2 separate regions of the Homo sapiens genome follow, and region 1 is linked to region 2. A link is a loop called in an ENCODE intact Hi-C map of the cell type or tissue named here. Cell type or tissue: sigmoid colon. All regions are shown on one strand. Each heading gives the region's core, and the rest is flanking DNA. Links, peaks and the distances in the headings are about the cores only.

Region 1 (5,382 bases), core at 181-5,180, 63 kb before region 2:
TCTGTGCACCCCTGTGAAACATTGGTCTTCATATATAAACTAAAAGTGTACACATAAGGAATGAAGAATCCATAACAAGTCCTCTGATTTATCTGCTCCATGCCTCAGTTTATTTGTATGGAAGATAAGGTTGTCAACCACCTTCCTCAAAAGGACATTCTGAGACTTCACATTGAAGACTTGACATTTATTAACCAGGGTCATATGAAAGCCCCAATTTAATCTCTGGAAAAATGCTTTGAGTGTTTCAGACACAGGGACCATATAAGCATAAAGAATTTTGCCCATAGCTTTTGAAGGAGATGGCAGTCAGTCAACAGAGGCATGGGTCAATCCTTGGTTTACCCTGCTTTGCACTGTGCTCAGGCAAGTTAAGTGGGGAATTGGAGGTGATCAGCATGTACTATGCTGGTTTATTAACTATTCACATACTGAACAAAAGATATTCTGAAAATATTTACCATAGGAGACTAAGTCACTATCAAAAAACTACTTACTTGTGCAGTAAGAATTTTTATTATTATTATTTATATTCAAAAAATTACTACAGTGCAACTGCCTCTTAATAGGATAATACCACTCTTGGGGGACAAAAATAGTAAAAAAAAAAAAAAACAAAAAGTGACCCTTCTATGTGCCACACATTACAATATACGCTTTCACATAAATATCTCCTTTAATTTGCTCAACATCTTTTCAGGTGGATATTATTATCTCTGAGGATCAGAAAGGTTAAATAATTTGTCCGAGGCCACCAGCTAGTAAGGAACTAAATTAGGTTGCTTGTATTAAAAAAAAAAAAAAACTATGCTCTTCTCACTATCTTATCAAACGCTAATAGTTGCTTTCTAGCTTAACAGCTGTATTATTTAAGATTTACTATTTATGTTCTTTCTTGTGATGCAGTGGCAATATAAGTAAAATAAATATAAAATAAGCTTGTAAATACTATAGCTATTATATTTTAGAGCACACTATTACATTTGTAGTATATCTAAACTTATGCAAGAGCAAATAATGTTGTTACTGTTCTTGTGCACTTAGGAAACAGATTAGACTCCTTCAAAGAATGATTGTGTAAGTGGGAAACAAATAACAGCTGAAATCATGCGAAGGGAAGGCCAAATGCATTCAGTGCTGGGAAGCTCTAGGGAACCGAAGCAGGTGAATATTTCAGAGAAAGCAGAAGCATTATTAAAAAACTACTGACTAGTGCAGTGAAATCATGGCATTTTGGGTCATTCTGTTTCTGCTGTTTGGTGTGGGGTATGATTTCTATTTTTCCAAGAGTGAACAATCACTAAGAATCCCTCATTGTTTCTCGTCTGTGATGTGTTGGAAAAGTGACTTTCCAAAAGAAATCTATTTGCTTTAATTATCCAAATCTCAAACCATGAGCCCAATAAAAATCATTTTGTGTTCAGCATGAAGGGAAGGCATAAATAAATAAGCACACATTGTATTCACGTGAGCAGACAGCTGAGTTGAAATAGTGAAACTTTCAGAAGTAGGTGTCAGAAACATGACATGGATACAGTGAAAGACAATCCCAGTTGTTTTGCCATGTCACAGAGATTGATAGTGTATGAAGAAGTATACTGAGATGCTCGGCATGGAGATGTGTCCTCTAGGGCAGGAACCAGGGAAGGGGTCTGGATGGGAGAAACCCTTGGAGCTCCTCTAAGTCAGTTTTAAATGGAGGCTTTCCTTGGTAATTAAACATGGTATTTGTATAATTTTAACTGTAATCTAAGTTCTTCTGCAGAGAGTAAGTCTTGTCAAAAGGGAGATTTCTAGTCCTGTTGAGCACTGTAGTGTGTTTGATTGTGCAAAGGGAAGGAAGGAGCTGGAGAGAAACACATTGTTTAAAAGAGTGAGAGGAGTTTGGAGCTCCTGGGAGCATGGTGGGAGGAATCAGAAGGGATCAGGAAAGAAGGGCAGGGAGATAGTGAAAAGCCAAGTGCCAGGACTCCTCCTGAGACTCTTTGTTGATATCATCAGGTCAAGTCTACTAAACTCAACACATGATTTATGGGAGTGGATTTCTCGTAAACAATGGTGAGAAGACTGAGTTTTGCTTCCAGCTTGAGCTAGCGCAGCTCAGAAACAGCTTGCAGTTCCTCCTTCTGTGTGCTCGCAAAAGTCCTACAGTTAATCTAAGACACAGATTTGCTCAATGCTCTTTACTTTTAAGACTACTTGTAGTTTGAGACTTAAAAATCATAACATGCAAATAATTCCTATCCTTTTCCCCCAATCCCTACCTGAGCTGAGCTGTCTCTAAGAGCACTAGAGATTGGAGGGGGTGGATGCACAAGGGGACCTTGTGGAGCAGCCTGTCAGCGAGTGCTCTTTAAGTTGCTTTTGTGGAGGTGGCGATGGATCTGCAACATCACACCCACACCTTGTGACTGGGGCTAAAGCTGGAGTTTCTTGCCAAGGAATAGAATATAATCATATCTCTAGCCCAGGGTCTTGGATTTGATCTCTATCTTAGTGGGCTTTGTTGACTGATTTAACCTCCTATAGACAAAAGTCATGGTCATCTAGTACCATGACCTGGATATGTAAGAGGTGAGAGAGTGTACTGGTAACAGGGATTTTTCTGATGATGTCAATACTCCATGGCATTCTGAAATGATCACAGAGATAGTTTCCCTTGACTCCCACCTGCAAGGCAATCAAGCCTAGCATTCTGCCCTCAAAAAGTCTACTCACTGAAATCTACTTTTAAAATCATCACTAGTCAAACAGGAAGTGATAGATGCCGCTTGAGCAGTTCAGAGCAGGGCTATGCAGTTTCAGAAGAGCTGAGTTTGGTCTGAGGCCTCTGGAGAAACCTCCACTGCAGAGGCTGGACTTGCTTCTGTATCCCTGGGGAAGCCCTTGGAGGGTTTTTAACAGGGTGACAACAGGATCAAAGTGATACTTTAGGAGGATGATTCTGGCTTTGAGGTTGGCTCTGGGGAAGAACCACCACCAAAAAAGGCATTGCAATGGTGGAGGAGCTATGAGCACACGGTGCCAGCAGGTTGCTGCCAAACAGGCTGCCTGACCTTGCTGTGCTGCCATGGGTCTCTTGTTGTTGCCCTATATGGCTACAGACTGCCACTCAGTCACAGCCTCCCTCATTGCTAGCCTGCTCCTCTCTTGTTCCTAAAAGTGTCTTCCCTTCTGTTTCAGCTCTCCCAATACCAACTCTGTCTTCCCCCCAACACCAGTTAGAACCCTTACTGAATGTCACTTTCACCTATACTTCATGATGTCCCATAAACTTCTTCTTGGGTTCCTTCACCTACCTATATCACCCCAAGCATGTTATATTCTTGTTTCCCGCAGTCTTCTCTTGCTTAGAGACCTCTTTCTCTCATGCTTTATCAGTTACTCATTGCTGGTAATGATTGATCTGTGTTGAGATATAAATATATAATGTATTCGAGAAATAAATTACAGGCTAAGGTGGAAATGCTCATATGTCATCATCTCCTTATCATCAGACCAGAGCTTATCTTCGGCGCTGCTTTGCTTTCCCAGGTCACACAAAGCCAGCGGTCACTGCGACCAAAATTTACGCCTTCCCTGCTGAGAAAAACAAGAACTGGGAGGAGAAAAACAGATTTTTAATATTCATCTCTGGAGGCTATGAAGTTTACAAGACATAAGAAAGGTATTATTTCCTCAAGGAGGTGGAATATTTCTGAGTGTGGTAGTCTCTGGATGGTGGTGGAGGTGGGGACAGAAGGGTTAAAGAGAGAGGTAAGAAAAGAGAGGCCTAGGCACTGAGACTGCTTCTTGTGTAAAAAACAGGTAGGGACTGGCTTTGAAATCAATCAACTGACTCAAAGAAGAAATAACTGCTTAAATCTTTATCAGAGTGCAGTATAAATTCCATCTGAGTGTGTGTGTGTGCGCGTGCGTGTACGCGTGTGTGCATGTATGTGTGTAGACACACATGCTGGAATTCCTTGCCTTCTGATTAGAACATGCACTGCAGTAGCATCCTCAGTGTAGGCTCCAAGGTGGCAGGGACAGTGTGCCCTTGGATATAGTCCTAGTGGCCAAACTGAGGAATCTTTCCCCACTTCTCTCATCCGAGGCTACCTTGGCCAAGGAGATGATAACTTTCCTACACTGGTTACACATTACCACCATGCTATTGGATTTTTTCCATTCTCCTTAGCTGGCTTTTTCTGAGCTTTGGGAGCTCAATATTCTTTAGGCATAACAATGGGGTTCAGTTAAATTTCTCTTGTTATCTCTCCACCTTTCCAAGTGGCAGTGCAATGCTGTATGTTTCCTGTTGGTGCTGTAACAAATGACTACAAACTTAGTGGCTTAAACAATCCAAGTGTGTTATCTTAGAACAATGGAGATCAGAGGTCCTTAATGAGTCTCATTGGACTAGGGGTACAGGGGGCTCTCTTCAAAGTTTCAAGAAAGTTCAGCTGTGGTCCAGCTTGCAGGCTCCTCAGCAAAACCAAAGCCCTAGAGGTAACAGGAACTACCCTTTCTAGAAGTCAGGTTAGCATCAATCTGCTGTTACTTCAGCTGGTGCATTGAGGGTCTCACACTTCAAACCAAGGGCTCTTCAAGTATTTCTTCCTTCAGTAGACACAGAGCTGAGTACAATCTGCTCAGTCTTGCTACATTTTTGGTGATTCTTCATTGCCTGGTGCTGCCCCATCCCCACACGACAGCTTGCTGTATCTGGAACCTCATCTGAATCCTGCTACTGCCCTCTTGGCTGAGTCCTTGGACCCTCATTGTCCCATTCTTTTTATTTTACTTTAGAGGCAAGGTCTCACTATGTTGTCTAGGCTGGAATGCAGTGGACCAATCATAACTCATTGCAGCCTCAAACTCCTGGGCTCAAGTGACCCTCCTGCCTCAGCCTTCCAAGTGGCTAGGACTACAGGTGCATGCCATCATGCCCGGCCTAACCTCCTTGTTCCACTCTTTTTCTGCAGAGTACACTATACTCCTCAGATGGCTGATTCTCCTGTGAGTGCAATAGATGTTTCTTGGTCTTGAAAGCTCATAGATTTATTCCCAGCACTGGATCAACACAATTTGCCCTGCACTGCTTCATTGCATTGAATTTTATGTTTTTAATATCACATCTGCAAAAGTTGTAAACTAATTTCTTAGTATTTAATGTCTTGGCTCTCCCCCCATCCCCCAGCTGCCTGTGATTGAAAGGGAGAAAAACAACTTTGGCAGCACTAGGGGTGAGCAGTTTCATGTTTGGGATCTCTCTATACCACGAAGGCTCTTGTGAGATCCATCATGAATGACAGGAATTTGGCCCAAATCACAAGATGCCTGTGATTTAAAAAAACAGACAAACCTGGTTCCCTTGGTTGTGAAGAAGCATATATATTT
Region 2 (5,382 bases), core at 244-5,243:
TGAGATATTGAATTAGTACATGCTAAAGGCTAGGATATATTTTCCAGATCTGAGCTTGCCTTTTTTTTTTTAGAATAAAATTGCTTTAGTGCAAAGTGAGGTAATATTCGATTTTGTAATATCCTTAAGTGGCTGTGGTTAACCCAGCCCTTTTTGAAGAAAATTCTAGGAATTTGTATTGCTTATGTCCTCTTCTGTCTCTCTTCCAGGAAAATTATGATCACACAGAGTCATTCTGAAATGCAATTACTGAAGGCAGCCAATAACATTATTATTTGGCATTTGGAGCTGAAATAGGCAGGCCAGATTTTACTTCAGGCGAGATTTTACTTCTCTCTTTGCTTGTTACTTTGTTATGAGTGAAGCTTCTAGCAGTTAAGCCAAAGGTGAAGACCAACAATTTCCTCCATGTATATTTATGATGCATCCAGGAATAGTGTTCAAAACAACAACCATAAATACTCAGACCTGCCAAGGATCATTTATAAGAGAGAAAGGAGAGACTGTACTCTTAGCAGTAAAGAAATTAGTATGAATTGTACTTCCTTCCAAGGTGGCTTTGGAGATATTCCTCAAGGAATTTGACATAATAGCTGGCTGGAAGAAATGACACCTGTATGCACTGCATTTTTTAAGACATAAATGAACATGTAATGCAGAACTGGTTGTGACTGTAATCCTAGACACTGCTTCTGAACAGCAACACCCTCCTTGCATGAGTGAGAAGATCTGTGGGAACTTGGACCACATATGTAGGGTGTTTTCTCCATGTGGTTTCTCAAACTGCATGGACAGGACATTAAAGCCAATCAAGGGAAAGTGTTTTGAAGCAAATTGCTGCATAATTAATCCACCTAGCTTCTCAGGGTGCATTGTAGAGAAAGCTATTGCTGATCAAAAGAGTTGTTAATACATCTCCAACACTTTTTGGGAGTTTATTGCTTGCTCAGTTCTTTCACCAGATCTCTTTGAGAAAGGCTGTGAAAATGCCCCTTAACACAGAAGAGATGGAAAATTGTCAACTTGATGTCTTTGTGTGTACTACTCTGTGACTTAGTTTCCTTATCTATACGGGGGATATTGTGTGCATGTGTGTGTATTGAAGGGGAGGGAATTGGACTAAGTGACCTCTAGTCCTACTTCTTAAACTTTAATGAGCCTATGAACCACAGATTCATATGCAGATCCTGATTCAGCAGGTGTGGAATGGCCTGAAACTTGCTATTTCTAACAGGCTTTCAAGTGATGCTCACGTGAGTTGTCCATGAGCCACATTTAGGGTAGTGAGGCTCTACCTGCATCTCTGACACTTTATGACTGTATGATGGCTTTGCTAATAGCAGTGATGCTACATAGCAATGATTGCTAAATATAGCCCTTCCTATTTTAAAATCCTATTAAGACCACCTTTTGAGAGAAGAAACCCTCAGTGTAAATTGTGTTCTAACTCCTCAAGGAATTGGTGAGCAACAGCATAGACAGAGCCAGGCCAGGATGGCTGAGGCAGAGAGTTAAGCAGTGAGCACATGCTGGGCATAATTTTGAGAAGCAGCAGATAGAGTTTGCTGATGGATTACGTCTGAGGTGTGAGAGGAAGAGGGAGTCAGGGCTGATGTCAAAGACTTTGGCCTAATCAACTGGTTGAATGAAGTTCCTATTTACTGAGCAGAGACAACTGTGGGAAGAGCCAGTCTGAATGTGTGGCTGGGTGAGGGGATCAAGAGTAAAGTTTGGGTAGGTTAACTTAAAGATGACTATTCTGCATTCAGATGGCAATGTCCAATAGGTGATAGGCATCTGGAGGCAGCAAGGAAGCCTAATACTGAAGATGAAGTTTGAATCATCAATGTATGGATAGTATTTACATTCATTATGTCATCCAAAGATCATAAGAACCCTATGGATTTGGTGTTATTATCTTCATTTTAGAGATGAGGTGATTGAAGCAGAGAGAGGCTAGGTCACTGCTTTGGGATCACATGAGCATTAAGTGAAGTCTAGCACTCTGCTTCCAGAGCAACAATGGGCCAAGGACCAAATGTTTCCAGCGCAGTTAGTGAGGAGAAGGCCAGCAGTGATGTTGATGAGAAGAGTGTCAGGGGAAAGGGGAAAGCAGAGGTCAGACTCAGGACTGAGCAGCTGATCACACTTAAAGCATTATCATGCAAGTCTCTGGTGAGTCAGATATTGAGAAACTTTAGGGTTGCTGTTTAAATTCAGTTGCTGGTCTTGCAGTGCCAGACAGTTGGGCTGGGATGGCCCTGCTGTGCTGCTGACCTGCTATGAAGTTCCCCTCGAAGCCAATACCCTCTAATTTGTCTCTCTAATGGCACTGCTAAGTGCTCAGTGGTTGTTTGCATTATCTAAAAGTACAGTTTCCCTCATGTGATGCCAAAGAATCCTTACCCCAGTGGTGAGCTTTAGTAGATGTGTGTGGGTCTGGCAAGGGGGGGCATGGTGAACACTGGCACTTATTTAGGAAGGAAAATCCTGGGGCAGCTGAGCACATGGTGCCTTGTGGGAATCACACAGGCATAGTCCTAACTAAAGAAGAGCCATAAATGAATTCCCAGAGTGAAGGAAGTAAAAGTGATACCTCATCAGACAGCTGTTGACAAAACTGCTATGTGGTATCGAATGAGGAATTTCTGCATCCAGGCTGGAAAAGGCAGGGCTTGGAGTGGAGTTTGGAGGGATAACTTCTGCCATGAGAATGCATTCAGCTCAAGTTAACAATGCAACTCAGGTCCTGCAGGACTTTGACTAATACACTTTTGCTAATGATAGTAAATGCTTCATAAATATTTTTTGATAAACTAGTGAAGGTTAAGTAGTTATTGATGTCCAAAAGGCCTAGCAAGAATGCATCCATAAGGATCTGGTCACATGTCTTTAAGCTCTGGATTACGAGGTGGCTCTTTCTTTTTTTTTTTTTTTTTTTTTTTGAGACGGAGTCTCGCTCTGTGGCCCAGGCGGGAGTGCAGTGGCGCGATCTCGGCTCACTGCAAGCTCCGCCTCCAGGGTTCACGCCATTCTCCTGCCTCAGCCTCCCGAGTAGCTGGGACTACAGGCGCCCACCATCACGCCCGGCTAATTTTTTTTGTATTTTTAGTAGAGACGGGGTTTCACCGTGTTAGCCAGGATGGTCTCGATCTCCTGACCTCGTGATCCGCCCGCCTCGGCCTCCCAAAGTGCTGGGATTACAAGCGTGAGCCACCGCGCCCGGCCAGAGGTGGCTCTTTCTTAATGTCAGCAAGTGGAAGTATGAAGTTAGCATTTAATAAATACTTTAGAAATTATTATAACAAAGGCTTAAATTATTAGATTAAATAATTTTAATATAGAATGTTTGGCTGGATTGTACATATCAGTTTTTTGAGCTTCTTAGTTGTCTCTGCTGGGGAAGGAGCCAAATGTGAGGCCCACACTTCTCTCCTGGGCCCCACCACCACTTGGTTTCAGGTACCTAAGGTGTAGCACAAATTAGCTTCTCTGTGGTACGGTTTGCTAATGTAATCTAATCTAGCTCAGTGGAGAAAATGACGTATTCACAAAAAGTTCTGGAAGCGACTCTTAAACCCCAATACAGCTCAGTTTATATATATATATATGTATATATACTCTCATAAGAGTAAATATACTCTCATAAAGTATGAGAACTCAGGATATAGAACTCAGGAACATATTAGAGCAAATCACTGAAATCCACCAGAAACAATGCTCACATTCTCTCCAGAACATTGAACACTCGCCCTGATTAAATTCCAGAGCTAGCAGAGAAAGCAAGGGGACTGGAAATCAACTTGGCCTGCCCACTGACCCTGACTCATGTGATCACATTTGTGCTGTGCCAACTCCCTCACTCACCGCTGTTGCTGCGTTTCCTTAGGTCATACCCGCCTCCTGGCCCATTGGCTTCCTCAGGAACCTCCACAAGATCTGAAGTCTTGGAGGAAAGAAGAAAGAGCATGGGATGAACAATGTTATATCTGTGGTCAATTGAGCAGATACTTTGGTGTAAGAGAGCTTAGGTAGAATTTGCATGACACATAAGGACCCAGTGATTGCTGTCTTGGCTGTTTGGCTAACTTCAGAGAAGCTATGTCCACTCGTGGGCACTGTACCTCCCTTCAGGTGTCTATAGCAGGCTCAGGCTTGGTGATGGTAGGTATCCAGTGAGTATTGAATATTCATGAATGTCTAGAAGCAAAGGCCACAGCCAGGCTTCTTCCCAGGAATAGGCAACAAAGAGAAATCAGAATGCCTGTCCATATCCTGTCACTTAAAACTTTCAATAAAACGCTAGCTCTTTCTACAGGTGTTTTAAATATTAGTTTTAGAGAATGGGATGCACTATGGAGGGATGCACTACTTAGGTACAAGTTAAATACTGTTTCCACTGCTGCAAAATTAATTGTTTTTATAATATGTATCCTGACTCTCTTTTTAAAGTGAGTCACAATCATTCTTCCACTTAGGTTACAGAAATAACAAGAACAAAAACAACAATAATAACAATAACACACTCTAAATAGCTAATGCTTCCTGATCACTTACCATGTAATGTTTTTAAGGACTTTATAGATACCATCTCATTTATTCCCCAAATTAATCCTATGATAGACCAATTTTTCAGAGAGGAATCTGAAGCCCGGAGAGAATCAGTAGCTCTGTTTGAGGCCCCATAGTTAATACATGGTGGAGCTGGGGCTGTGAATCACAGGCGTTGCCTCCAGAGCTCGTGCTCTTAAGCATTGTGCTTTATTCATTGGTGTGCTAAAGCATCTTTGTGGGCTGGTGAGAGTCTCATGGTTATCACACTGGTGGCATGAAATGGATCACCACAGGAGTTTTACTCCATGGAACTGGCAAACGCTTCAAATCAGGGTCCAGTTCTGACTTGGTTGTTAAACATTTACTAGCATACCACACTGAATGCCTCTTTCAAAGGGCCACGTGACCCAGCTTCAGTCTAACTGGCTCTATCCTCTTCACAAGAGGAATTTAGGGGGCCTCTGAGGACAGTCACATATATATATATATATATATATATATATATATATATTTTTTTTTTTTTTTTTTTTTTTTTTTCTTGAGATGGAGTCTTGCTCTGTCACCCAGGCTGGAGTGCAGTGGTGCAATCTCAGCTCCATTTCCTGGGTTCAAGCGATTCTTGTGCCTCAGCTTCTCAAGTAGCCAGGATTACAGGCATGCACCACCATGCCTGGCTAATTTTTGTATTTTTGGTAGAGACAGGATTTCACTGTGTTGGCCAGGCTTATCTCGAACTCCTGACCTCAGGTGATCTGCCTGCCTCAGCCTCCCAAAGTGCTGGGATTATAGGCGTGAGCCACCAGACCTGGCCTGACAGTCATATTTTAA

The links. Peaks named below come from ENCODE experiments on the same cell type or tissue, not always from the same donor. Only the 100,000 strongest peaks of a DNase experiment are listed, where the experiment ranks them.
Region 1: it touches region 2 in a loop (2.1-fold over the local background); 2 of 110 quality-filtered maps call a loop at or near these places.

The regions. Positions count from the first base shown.
Region 1 is chr3:36,554,879-36,560,260 of GRCh38, reverse strand. No RefSeq gene overlaps it. Among named protein-coding and RNA genes, the nearest start is that of STAC, 180 kb to the right of the region's middle. In sigmoid colon, for the core only: no CTCF peak of the experiment used is centred there; a DNase peak (open chromatin) is centred at 3,040.
Region 2 is chr3:36,491,715-36,497,096 of GRCh38, reverse strand. STAC (SH3 and cysteine rich domain) reads right to left here. Exons shown (of 11, transcript NM_003149.3): 6 at 3,868-3,946. Among named protein-coding and RNA genes, the nearest start is that of STAC, 110 kb to the right of the region's middle. In sigmoid colon, for the core only: no CTCF peak of the experiment used is centred there; DNase peaks (open chromatin) are centred at 2,056, 2,166 and 2,256.